2 separate regions of the Homo sapiens genome follow, and region 2 is linked to region 1. Evidence: read pairs that join two places in POLR2A ChIA-PET (ENCODE). Cell type or tissue: A673. All regions are shown on one strand. Each heading gives the region's core, and the rest is flanking DNA. Links, peaks and the distances in the headings are about the cores only.

The links. Peaks named below come from ENCODE experiments on the same cell type or tissue, not always from the same donor. Only the 100,000 strongest peaks of a DNase experiment are listed, where the experiment ranks them.
Region 2: POLR2A ChIA-PET joins it to region 1 with 9 read pairs; 2 of 35 experiments call an interaction of 5 or more read pairs at or near these places.

What each region holds. Positions count from the first base shown.
Region 1 is chr11:107,718,324-107,724,805 of GRCh38, reverse strand. No RefSeq gene overlaps it. Among named protein-coding and RNA genes, the nearest start is that of SLN, 9.5 kb to the right of the region's middle. In A673, for the core only: no CTCF peak of the experiment used is centred there; no DNase peak of the experiment used is centred there; H3K27me3 peaks cover 442 bases.
Region 2 is chr11:107,609,808-107,616,289 of GRCh38, reverse strand. All of the region lies in intron 1 of ELMOD1 (ELMO domain containing 1), which reads right to left. Among named protein-coding and RNA genes, the nearest start is that of ELMOD1, 22 kb to the right of the region's middle. In A673, for the core only: no CTCF peak of the experiment used is centred there; a DNase peak (open chromatin) is centred at 3,339.

The sequences.
Region 1 (6,482 bases), core at 1,344-5,343:
TATGCAGCACCAACTATGAAGTATTCTTGCTAAAAAAAAAAAAAAAATTGAGCCGGAATCTAATCACCAGTTTAGATGAACTTAGGTCTAACTAGCATTTCGTGGAAACTACAGAAGATAGAGGAGCAAGTTAAATAACATCACAGGGAAGCAGTGCCTCCAATTCAGAATGTGGACATCATACAGGATAGAGGCATATTTATCTGACGAAGAAATATCATAAAAAAGAGAGGAAACTGTTAGAAAATAAAGATTTATTAACCAAATATACCACATGGACTTTGGATCCTAATTTGGACAACTGTAAAAAGACATTTTTGAGACAATCAGGGAAACTTTAATATAGATTGGCTACTAAATAGAATTCAGGAATTATTGTTAATTTTGTTAGATATGATAATGGTATCGTGGTTCTGTTAAAAAAAGTTATCAGTTAAAGATGCATATGAAATGATCATTATTTCTGGGATTTCCACAGAAATACTCCAGAAGAAATAATGACAGAAAGAAAGAAAGGAAGATAAAAAGAAAGAGAAAGAAAAAGAAAAGAAAAGTGAGGGGAATAAGAATAAGTGTAAAAATATAGGCAAAATTTTATTAATTGTTGAAACTTAGGGTTCATTATATTATTTCTTCTACTTGTGTGTGTTGAGAAGTTTTATTATAAAAAGTTTTAAAATGAGGGAGCATAAAATAGGTAAGAGAAAAATTGAAAGTCTAGAAGAATACAATGAAAAGTGATATTAATAAAATTACAAAAAAATTAAATGGAAATTTTTCTAATAATATAATAAATTGCCAGAATTGACTCAAGAATAAATAGAAAACCTAATAAACAGAACCTATAACCATAAAAAAATCATGAAATTGGTTGTCAAAAATCTCCTCTGACACTCCAAAAAGGTCACCAGGCTCATAGTTTAATGGGCTACTTGTAGCAAACCTTCAAAAGAAAAAGTATAGATAATACAGTTAATCCTTGAAGAACATGAGTTTGAACTCATGTTCACTTGTATGTGACTTTTCTTCCACCTCTGCCACTCCTGAGACAGCAAGACCAGCCTCTCTTCATCCTCCTCCTTCTCAGCCTACTCAATGTGAAGATGAAAAGGAGGAAGACCTTTATGATGACCCACTTCTACTTAATGAATAGTAAATATATTTTCTCTTTCTTATGATTTTTAAATACATTTTCTTTTTCCTAGCTTACTTTATTATAAGAATACAGTATGTAATACATAAAACATACAAAATATGTGTTAATTTGTTTATACAACAGACTGTTTATGTTGTGGGTAAGGCTTCTGATAGTACGGGTAAAGTATGGGTATGGTAGTTATGGGTAAGGTATAGGTATGGCAGTTATGGGTAAGGCTGTTAGTACTTAAGTTCTGGGGAACTCAGAAGTTATAGGTAATTTTTCAACTGTGCAGGTGCTTGGTGCTCCTCACCCCCTTATTGTTCAAGGGTCAACTGTACCTATTTTACACACACTGTTTCAGAGAAAAAAGAAAGAGGGAAACCTACTTATCAAATTAAAGTAATCTGGATGCTAGATCTAAAAGAATCAATCATAGGAACTTGGATTATGCCCCAAACTCATATCAGCTGTTTTATCTGGGAAGGTGAGAAGGAAGATAGACATGGGAAGGGTGGTTCAATGAGATCTCAGCTTGATTTATAATATTTTAATGCTTTTATTTAAAAAGACATGAAGCAATATGACAAAGACATTAAGAACTGTTAATTTCATGTGACAGAAACACTTGTTATTTTTTACTTTAGTAAATTTTTACATTTTTTCAAAAAAATCTACAGCAAATCATAGTTTGCTGTTCAACTTCAACAGAAGACAAAACCATCTCTTTAAAGCATATTATTAATATGTGCCAACCTAATGAACAGCTGTCAGACTTGCTCAGTGGTAGGAAGCCTAGCATGTACTATTTTTAGATCAAGAAATTCTGAGTAGTTCAAGTTACTACAGCTCTTGTAAACATCTCCATCTTTTCTGAGCATAAACTGATGAAAGATTAGAGCATTTTATTTTGAAAACATTTATTTGCTGTAACTCTTCAGAGTTGAACAGTTATTAATGAACCACTTTATGTTTATGCATATATTTATTTAACACTTTTATGGAGTGCCTACTACATATTGTACACTACATAGCTAGCACTAAGTCTACAGAGGTGAGTGATACAATCCCTATTCATAGGAGAGGAGATGAATAAGAAAGTCATTGCTAACTATATGGTGAAATCAGTAGTGTTTAGGGCTAGGTAGATCTCAGAGGTTCATCCATCCTAGCTTAGAGGATCAGGGGATGTGGCCCTTGAATTAAGTACTATTGTTAATCATCAAATAAGGGTAGGAGCCATTGAGGGAAGAAAGAAAGATGCTCTAATTAAGAGGAAAGCATATACAAACAAGGAGACTCTGGAGTGTCTCAAGTCCAAGATTTGTCAGTGCATGTCTCACGTGCAAATGGAGCAGGTGTGATGGAAGTTGATTTGCTCTGGGAATTTAGGCACCTCCTGAGGAGAATTCATACTAAGAGAAGAAGGGTGATGCCTATTACTTCTATGTATTCCCTGGCTGAACTTCTGCATGAACTCATGTCTGTGCAGACACTGGAGTGAGAGCAAGATAGTATTCCTTTAGTACTTGTGATGGTGAATTTAATGCGTCAACTTGACTGGGCCAAGAGGTGCCCAGATTAAACATCATTTATGGGTATGCCTGTGAGGGTGTTTCTGGAAGAGATTAGCATTTAATCAGGGACTAAGAAGACTGCTCTCACCAGTGTGGGTGGGCAGCATCCAATTCATTGAGGACCCAAATAGAACAAAAAGGCAGAGGAAGAGTAAATTCTCTCTTTTCTTGGTCTGGAACCCCCATCTTCTCCTGCCCTTGGACATTGGTGCTCCTGGTTCTTGGGCCTTTGAACTCTGGGACTTACACCCTTGGTTCTCCTGGTTCTCAGACCTTCAGACTCAGACTGAATTATACCACTGGCTTTTCTGGTTCTCCAGCTTGCAGATGACATACTGTGGGTCTTAGGCTCCATAATCATGTGAGCCAATTCCCATAATAAATATCCTCTTAGATGTCTGAATATATCCTACTGGTTCTCTCTCTGGAGAACCCTGACTAATACAGTATTCCTCAACAGGTTGTAACACACAGAAAGAGACACACTTCTCCACACCTACCCCAATTTTGCTCCAGAAGTAAGTGTACTTTCGTACCTCCAGTGGTTAAAAGCTTTGGGATCCAGCATAGATGGCTGCAGAGAAAGGGCTCCTTCCTTGTAGTAGTGGACAATGCCCAAGGCAAGCAGTGGTGGTGCTTGGCAGATGTGATTGTCCATAGAGGAAGTGGCAGGGATGAATGTCTGGTGTATGTGTTGGTTCTCAGCCGGTGTGGTAGGACTAAAGGGTTGACTGTAAATGCCTGATGAATGCTGTCAACATCTAATTAAAAAAGGAATAGAATAGGAGGAAGGGAAGAAAGTGTTTGCTGATTGGATTTTTCTTTTCTTTTCTTTTTCTTTTTTTTTTTGGAGATGGAGTTTCACTCTTTTTGCCCAGGCTGGAGTGCAATGGCATGATCTCAGCTCACTGCAACCTCTGCCTCCCAGGTTCAAGCGATTCTCCTGCCTCAGCCTGCCAAGTAGCTGGGATTACAGGTGTCCACCACAACGCCCAGCTAATTTCTTGTATTTTTAGTAGGGACAAGGTTTCACCATGTTGGCCAGGCTGGTCTCGAGCTACTGACGTCAGATGATCCACCTGCCTTGGCCTCCCAAAGTGCTGGGATTACAGGCATGAGCCACCGTGCCCAGCCCTTGACTTTTTTTTTTTTTTTTTTAAGAGATAGGGTTTTGCTATGTTGCTCAGGCTGGCCTTGAACTCCTGGGCTCAAGAGACCCTCCTGCCTCAGCCTTCGGAATAGCTGAGATTACAGGCACACACCATCGTGTCTGACTTGATTGGACTTTTGTTGTACAAGAGGTATACCCCCGTGATGACACAGATATAGTGGTGGCCTGAGGGATGTGTATATTTGGTTTTCTGTTCTACACTGCCAAATGGGGTAAGAACCAGTGAAATGCAAGCTACATACAGTAGCCCTGAACCACTTCTCCAAGATAAGCTGCCCAAATTCCGAGAACACTAGCCCCTGGCAACTCCACATTCTCTCTCACTGTAAAAGTGTAAAAGGTTAGGTTACTCCCCAGCCTGTCGAACATGTGCCTGATTGCCTTCTGAGATAGCACATCCCTAATCCAAAAGAAAACCTAGCCTGGAGCTTGCATCCAGCTAATCTTCTTCCACATTGCTCCAAACAGGGAGTTCAGTTTTCTCATTACTCATACAGAGAGCAGAGATAGATTTTCATGATTCTTCAGGACTCTGTTCTCTCTGCTTTAATAGCCAAAAGCTAAAGCCAAATGAACTTCTTCACAGAGAACAACAAGCAATTTTATCTAATCCTTATTATTCTTGCTGTAACTGCAATTGTGTTATTCTGACTGACAGATTCCCAGAAGAGATTCAGTGAAAATACCCTTGATCAGATTCACAAAGGAACAGCATATTTCAAGTGGGCGTGTCTGGCTAGAATCTCCCTGGACAGTTCAGTAACAGCACATCAACAGACTGCTGAATTCTTATTTCCCCGTCCAAAAAATAACAAAGCCAATCTGAAATCTGGAAGTGTTCTGAGGGCAGATGGTATTAGCCCAGTAGTAAACATATTTTTGGCTGCTTCTTTTCTTTTTTCCCCCTGGTAACTATGTTTAATGTGCTGAGAGAAAGCCATTTGTTTACAGAATCTTATTATAGAACAGAAATATACTTGTTCCAGAGAAGAGGAGTTTAATTGGTTCCAAGTCAAATGATGCTAACAGGCGTCACCTCACCAATCCAGGACTTAAGATGGGTTATTATAAATAGGAGTAACACATATTTTTTTTGGCTCTTTTTCCCACCTGTTATGCAAGACTGCATACCACTATGATGTTCCTCCTGATTATTTCCAGCAACTTTGGGGGTGGCTCACGTGTGCTCATGAACAAGTACTGTCAGGTATCACATACGGTCTGTCATTTTCTTGCTCTTGAGCTCTGGCACTTCTCTGCTGCTGTCTGCTGCTGAGGCCTGCAGAGATTAATATAAACGGCAGGTAAGTGATTATTGGACAGTCTTGCTGCTTCTGCCAGGCTCCGTGACACTTCTATTGAAGGACATTACACCACTGGTTCCGTGGATATGCTGAGGTCTGCGACATGACACTTTCAGGGAGAAACTCTCTCTCCCTTTCAGTGCTACATGCTGTTGAGGTTAATTGTTAAAGAGTAAAGAGTTATGGAGTTTTTGCCCATAGCCCTCTCCCCTACCAGGCCAGGCTCTAGGGAAGTAGAATGGGCAGAATGTGAGTGTGAAAGCTATGAGAATGCGCCTCTCAGAACTGACTGCACCATAATGGGGGTGGGACCAGCTGCTGTGCTCTGAAATCACAATCACGTTTACACAGAGGCCGGCTTCCCACAGGCTGCTCCCAGTAGATGACTGAGCATGAGAGGAACACTAGGGCTGACTTATCCCTGGGAGACACAGGGCACCTGTAACAGGAGATTTTGACTTGAGGTTTCCTGATGGCCCTGTCAGACTTTCCCTAGCATTGCAGTCTAAGATGCTGCCATCCAGTCTTCTTGTCCCCTGGCCCTCTCTCCTCTTGGGGTCAGACCTGGATTGCTATTTGATGACTAGCTCAGTTTCCCCACTTCCTTCTATTTTCTCTCAGAGTCATTCCCCCTAATATGCTTTACTTTTGCACACTTAGTGTCATCTTGGCATCTGCTTCTCATGGGACTGAACTAACACAGGGAATGTGTGTTCCCTGGTATGGAAGCATTGTCTGTTCTCCCTGTTGCTGACCCTTGTGTATCTTTTTTTTTTTTTTGGGACGAGTCTCGCTCTGTTGCCCAGGCTGGAGTGCAGTGGCACCACCTTGGCTCACTGCAACCTCTGCCTCCTGGGTTCAAGCGATTCTCCTGCCTCAGCCTCTCAAGTAGCTGGGACCACAGGTGTGCACCATCACGCCTGGCTGATTTTTTTTTTTTTTGTATTTTTAGTAGAGTTGGGGTTTCACCATACTGACCAGGCTGGTCTTGAACTGCTGACCTTAGATGATCTGCCTGCCTTGGCCTCCCAAAGTGCCAGGATTACAGGTGTGAGCCACCACACCTGGCCCTATGTGTATCTTCTTGGTTCACTTCCCTTCAGAGGAGTTTCTCCTGGGAGGCTTTGAGGTCCATGTATGAGTAGCTTTGATGTTGACCTTGACTTCCCCACTGACTTTTACCATGCTCAGACATACCTGGACATCAGCAGGGATGTGAAGTGATGGAGGCTCAACCTCCATCACTCAAAATGCATCATTCAAAATGCATCAATGCTATGCATTTTGGAGCA
Region 2 (6,482 bases), core at 1,402-5,401, 110 kb after region 1:
GCACAGTGGCTCACACCTGTAATCTCAGCACTTTGGAAGGTGGAGGCAGGCAGATCACTTGAGGCCAGCAGTTTGAGACCAGCCTGGCCAACATGGCAAAACCCCATCTCTACTAAAAATACAAAAATTAGCCAGGTGTGGTGGTGGGCACCTGTAATCCCAGCTACTTGGGAGGCTGAGGCAGGAGAATTGCTTGAACCTGGGAGGCAGAGGTTGCAGTGAGGCAAGATGGCACCACTGCACTCCAGCCTGGGCAACAAAGTGAGACTCTGTCTCAAAAAAAAAAAAAAAAAAAAAAAAAAAAGGAAAAACCTGACAAACACTGCCTCAGCCAGGTGATCAAGGCTAAGATCACCAGTGATAAGTCATGTTGATAGCATGTAACCTTGACCTGATATGATGAAAATGGCACTTTACTCCCCCAAACATATAACCCCAGTCTAATCATGAGAACATTCGACAAACCCCAATTCAAGGGCATGCCACAAAATATCTAATCAGTACCCCTCAAAACTCTGAAAAGCTTAAAAAACAAGGAAAGTCTAAGAAACTATCACAGCCAAGAGGTGCAAGCCAAAGGAGCTATGACTATTACACGTAATGTATTATCCTGATTGGATCCTGGAATAGAAAAAAGGACATTAGGTAAAAACTAAGAAAAATTGAATGAAGCAAGGACTTTAGTTAATAATAAGGTATCAGTATTGGTCCATTAGTTGTGACAAATGTATAATATTAACGTAAGATGCTGACAACAGGCTGGGTGTGGTGGCTCACGCCTGTAATCCCAGCACTTTGGGAGGCCGAGGTGGGTGGATCACGAGGTGAGGAGATCGAGACCATCCTGGCCAACATGGTGAAACCCCGTCTCTACTAAAAATACAAAATTAGCTGGGTGTGGCAGCGCGTGCCTGTAATCCCAGCTACTTGGGAGGCTGAGGCAGGAGAATCGCTTGAACCCGGGAGGCAGAGGTTGCAGTGAGCCGAGATCACGCCACTGCACTCCAGCCTGGTGACAGAGTGAGACTACGTCTCAAAAAAAAAAAAAAAAAAAAAAAAAGATGCTGACAACAGGGGAAAGTATAAGGGAACCCTCTGTACTATCTTTGTAGCTTTTCTGTAAATCTAAAACTGTTTTCAAAATAGTTTATAAAATATGTTAATGCCTGCTACGCTCTAGACATAGTGAGGCACTAGGGATACTATAGGGTAAACAAAAGGGGCATAGCTCTACCCTGTAGATGCAACAGTCTTTGGGGAGGAGAGGAGAGAAGATGATACAGAGAAACAAACAGGGACTTAAATACAGTATTACAAGTGGAAATAGGTGCTGTGGCAGTGAGTAGGAGAGATGCTTAGCCTAGATGTAGGGGTTGGGGGTTCTCCAGATAGCACATGCAAAGCTCTAAAGGCAAAAGAGTGCAGAATATGTATAAGAGATAAAGTTCCAACATGACTTAGTGTGGTGCTCAGTGAGAGGGATGGGAAAAATAGTGATGGCAAGATAAGGAAAAGCAAGTAAGGGTCAGATCAAGCAGGCTTAGTAAGTAATGTTGAAGTTTGAACCTTATCTGAAGAGCAATAAGGAGCTATTGAAAGCTTTCCAGCTGAGATGTGACATGATCAGATCTCTAGTTTAAAAAATACACTCTGGGCCGGGCATGGTGGCTTATGCCTGTAATCCCAGCACTTTGGGAGGCCGAGGCGGGTGGATCACGAGGTCAGGAGATCGAGACCATCCTGGCCAACATGGTGAAACCCTGTCTGTACTAAAAATACAAAAATTAGCCGGGTGTGGTGGTGTGTGCCTGTAGCCCCAGTTACTCAGGAGGCTGAGGCAGGAGAATTGCTTGAACCCGGGAGGTGGAAGTTGCAGTGAGCCAAGATTGCACCATTGCACTCCAGCCTGGGCAACAGAGACTCCGTCTCAAAACAAAACAAAACAAAATACTCTGATTGTAATATGAAGAATAAATTGTAATATGAGGAATAAATCCTATACCTAAAATTATAGATATAGGATACCATCTACAGACTTGTTGCAATAACCCAGGCAAAGATATTAATGGCAGGATAAGGCAATGGACAGACAGAGGTGTGAAAGATATGAGAGATAGTTAGAAGGTAGATTCAATAGGACCTTTGTTAATTGATTGACTGCGGCAGTGGTTGGCAAAGGAAAAGGGGGAGTTGAACATTATGTCCATGTTTGTGGCCAGCAACTGGATAGACAGAGGAATTATTCATTAAGATATGATATTTTGGAGAAGCATATTTGGGGATCTGGGTATAAAAAGGTCTTTGGAACATTTTTAGTTTTCAGGACCAAGTGGTAAAGATTCATGGATCTGAAGGTCAGGAAGACAACACAGGTTGGAAACAAAGATTTGGGCTTCCTCAGCATGTAGATGGTAATTAAAACCATAGTTCAGAAGGAATTACTAAATAAGTAGCATATATGACACTTGTTCATAACAAAAGCTCTTTGTCATTAGGATATGATTGAAAAAGAACTCTCATGCAACTAAGGTAGTAAAGAATGGATTGCATTTTAGAAATAGTTTATCTAAATTTTTAACAATTCTGTACTGTTAAGTGGTTTGATTTCAGTTAACTATAAAATTGGCTTACCTGAAAAAAATTTTATTTCATAATGATGTGAGATAAGTGAAATAATACTTTAACTCCCCGTTCTTTACATAATAGTTCTTGAATTTATCCCTTGTAAAAACTTCTTGAATGTTTATGTGTCCAATATTGTGCTGAGTAACGCAGCATAGTTTAATACAGTAAAAGAGCCTTCCTATTAAGAGAAAATTTGGCAGATATGGCAGGGAGTGTGCATGGTGGTTGAGAGCACAAGTTTTGGAGACAAAGTTCTTGTCTAGGATCTACCACTAGCCAAGTGGCAGCTTTAGACAAGTTGCTTGACCTCTCTAGGATTAAATGGGGTAAGTAATTAAATTAGCTTGTAGGATTGTTCTAAGGATTAAAAGAACCAAAGCATGTAAGGCACTCAGCATAGTTACAGGTATTTAATATACATTCAGTGAGTAGTATTTATTATTAGTATTATAATTTTGTCATTCTTATTATGTTCTCCTCTAAAGTAAAAGATCATTTTGTCAAGTGAAGAATCACTTAAGAGACTGTTAAAATAAATTCTCGCAAGTTGGTGTGACCTGAACTGGGATGATGACTGTGGGGAGGGAGAGAACTGAACAGAAGTAAAAAATATTTAGAAGGTAGAATCAACTGGACTTGCTGATTGAATGGGAAAAGTGAAGGGAAGGAAAATAACCATTAGTTCTAATTGTCTGTCCCCCAAACAGGAAACAAAGATAACAATTAGATCTCATTATCTGTCCCCCAAACAGGAAACACCAAAAATGGCTTTGGGTGGCAGAAGAAGCCTGTGCAAATGCTATTTAACTCATTATTCACAGAATATTCATTAAATAACTATGCTAAATGTTTTATATAGAAAATGAAAAATTACTGTTTCTTTTTAAAGTCAAGTAGCTTTGTTTTAAAGGAGACCCACTTGTTAATGTTCTATTTGCTGTTAATTAGACAATCTGTGTTTAGCAAATCATAGCTGTGTGTGTGATGTTCTGAGCCACTATTGATAAGAAATGCCCTTTGAATTATTTTTCCATGAGTGGTACTGAGCTCATCTATTTCATTCTACTAAGCCTCTGCTATAGCCAAACCAGCATTTCCCAAGTGGTTCAGCAGGACCTAAGCATGGGGAGAATTTTTTCAAGATAATTTCAACTTTTATTTTAAATTCAGGGAGTATATTTGCAGGTTTGTTATATGCGTATGTTGCGTGATGCTGAGGTTTAGGTACAATCGATCCTGTCACCCAGGTAGTGAGCATAGTATCCAATAGTTAGTTTTTCAACCTTTGCTCCCCTCCTCCCTCCCAACTCTAGTAGTCACCAGTGTCTATTGTTGCCATCTTTATGTCCATAAGTACCCAATGTTTAGCTCCCACCTATAAGTGAGAACATCTGGTATTTTGTTTTCCGTGTTAATTTTCTTAGGATAATGGCATCCAGCTGTATCCATGTTGCTTCAAAGGACATGATTTTATTCCATTTTATGGCTGTGTAGTATTCTATGGTATACATAACACATATTCTTTATCCAGTTCACTGTTAATGGGCACCTTGGTTGATCCCATGTCTTTGTTATTGTGAACATATGCTGTGACGAACATATGCATTTGTCTTTTTGTCGAATGATTTATTTTCTTTTGGATATATACCCAACAGTGGGATTGCTGGGTCAAATGGTAGATCGTTTTAAGGTCTTTGAGATATTGCCAAACTGCTTTCCATAGTGGCTGAACTAATTTACATTCCCACCAGCAGTGTATAACATTCCCTTTTCTCCCAGCCTTGCCAGCATCTGCTGTTTTTGGACTTCTTAATAATAGCCATTCTTGCTAATGTGAGATGGTATCTCATTGTGGTTTTGATTTGCATTTTCTTCATGTTTGTTGGCTGCTTGTATGTCTTCTATTGAGAAGTGTCTGTTCGTGTCTTTTGCCCACTTTTTTTTTTTTTTTTTTTTTTTTGAGATGGAGTCTGGCTCTGTTGCCCAAGATGGAGTGCAGTGGCTTGATCTATGCTCACTGCAAGCTCCACCTCCCAGGTTCACGCCATTCTCCTGCTTCAGCCTCCAGAGTAGCTGGGACTACAGGCACCTGCCACCACGACCGGCTAATTTTTTAAAAAATATTTTTAGTAGAGATGAGGTTTCACCGTGTTAGCCAGGATGGTCTCGATCTCCTGACCTTGTGATCCGCCCACCTCGGCCTCCCAAAGTGCTGGGAATCCAGACATGAGCCACCACACCCAGCCTTGGCCACTTTTTAATGAGGTGATTTGTTTTTTGGATGTTGAATTGTTCAAGTTCCTTATAGATGCTGGTTTTAGATCCTTGTCAGATGCATAGTTTGTGACTATTTTCTCCCATTCTGTCTGTTGTCTGTTTACTTTGTCAATAATTTCTTTTGCCATGCAGAAGTTCTTTAGTTTAATTAAGCCTGGTTTTAGACCCTTGTCAGATGCATAGTTTGTGAATATTTTCTCCCATTCTGTCAGTTGTCTGTTTACTCTGTTGATAGTTTCTTTTGCTGTGTAGAAGCTCTTTAATTAAGTCCCACATATCAATTTTTGTTTTTTGTTGCAATTGCTTTTGAAGACTTAGTCATAAATTCTTTCCCAAGGCTGATATCCAGAATGATGTTCCCTAGGTTTTCTTTTTTTTTTTTTTTTTTTGGATTCTTACAGTTTGAGGTTTTACATTTAAATCTTTAATCCATCTTGAGTTAATTTTTGTAGATAGTGATAGGTTGGGTTCCAATTCCATTCTTCTGCATATGGCTAGCATGCTATCCCAGCATCATTTATGGAATACAGAGCCCTTTCAGGATAGGAAGAATTTAAGTTCACTCTTCTTCTGCATAGCATTCTAACAATGAGGCGGCCATGATACACTTCTCCTGTGTTTTTACACATCAGCCTGTTGACTTCAATATGGTTACATGTAAGCCTGGTTTATACCTGTTTCATTAATTGAAAAATACAGATATTTACTTTTTTTTTTTTTTTTTTTAGATAGGATCTCACCCTGTCACCCAGGGTGGAGTGCAGTGGCACAATCTTGGCTCACTGCAACCTCTGCCTCCCGGTTTCAAGCAATTCTGTGTCTCAGCCTCCCGAGTAGCTCAGATTACAGGCATACACCACCACACACAGCTAATTTTTGTATTTTTAGTACAGACGGGGTTTTGACATGTTGGCCAGGCTGGTCTCGAACTCCCGGCCTCAAGTGATCTGCCCACCTTGGCCTCCCAAAGTACTGTGATCACTTTACCACCAGGCCTGGCCCAGATATTGACGTTTTATTTGTGTAATTCAGCTTTACTCAGTTATTAGTTACATATAGAAAAATTCACCCTTTTTGTTCATACATAAACTTTAATGCCACCTGCTTCACAAAAATCAAGATGAACATAAAAATCATTCTCTGTGCTGAACCTTCCCAAAGACTTCCTCTCTAGAGGTGTTTTTCAAGCGAGACATTAGAATTACCTGCTCTGTGTTACTAATAAATCGCTAATATTGTTCCAAAATTATCTGTTTCATGTCTCCTTCTGCTCTGGACTGTATGCTTTTCTAGGACACCCATGGACGGGTACAATGCCTGACACACTGCTTGCTTAATATATACTTGTCAAAATGAACTTTGTACTTTTTTAGAAAAGTACTTTTTTACCAGCATTACTCAATCACAGTACTAATAAAACAAACTGCAAATCTCCCAATTGGAAGAAAACAAATCTGTAGATTTATTTTTAACTAAAATAAAGAATATGATTATAATCCTGGGTTTACTAACCTGTTCCCCTGATTTGTAGTAATTTTTCTCAATGTATACAGGGACATTGGCCTGAACTCATCCAAAGG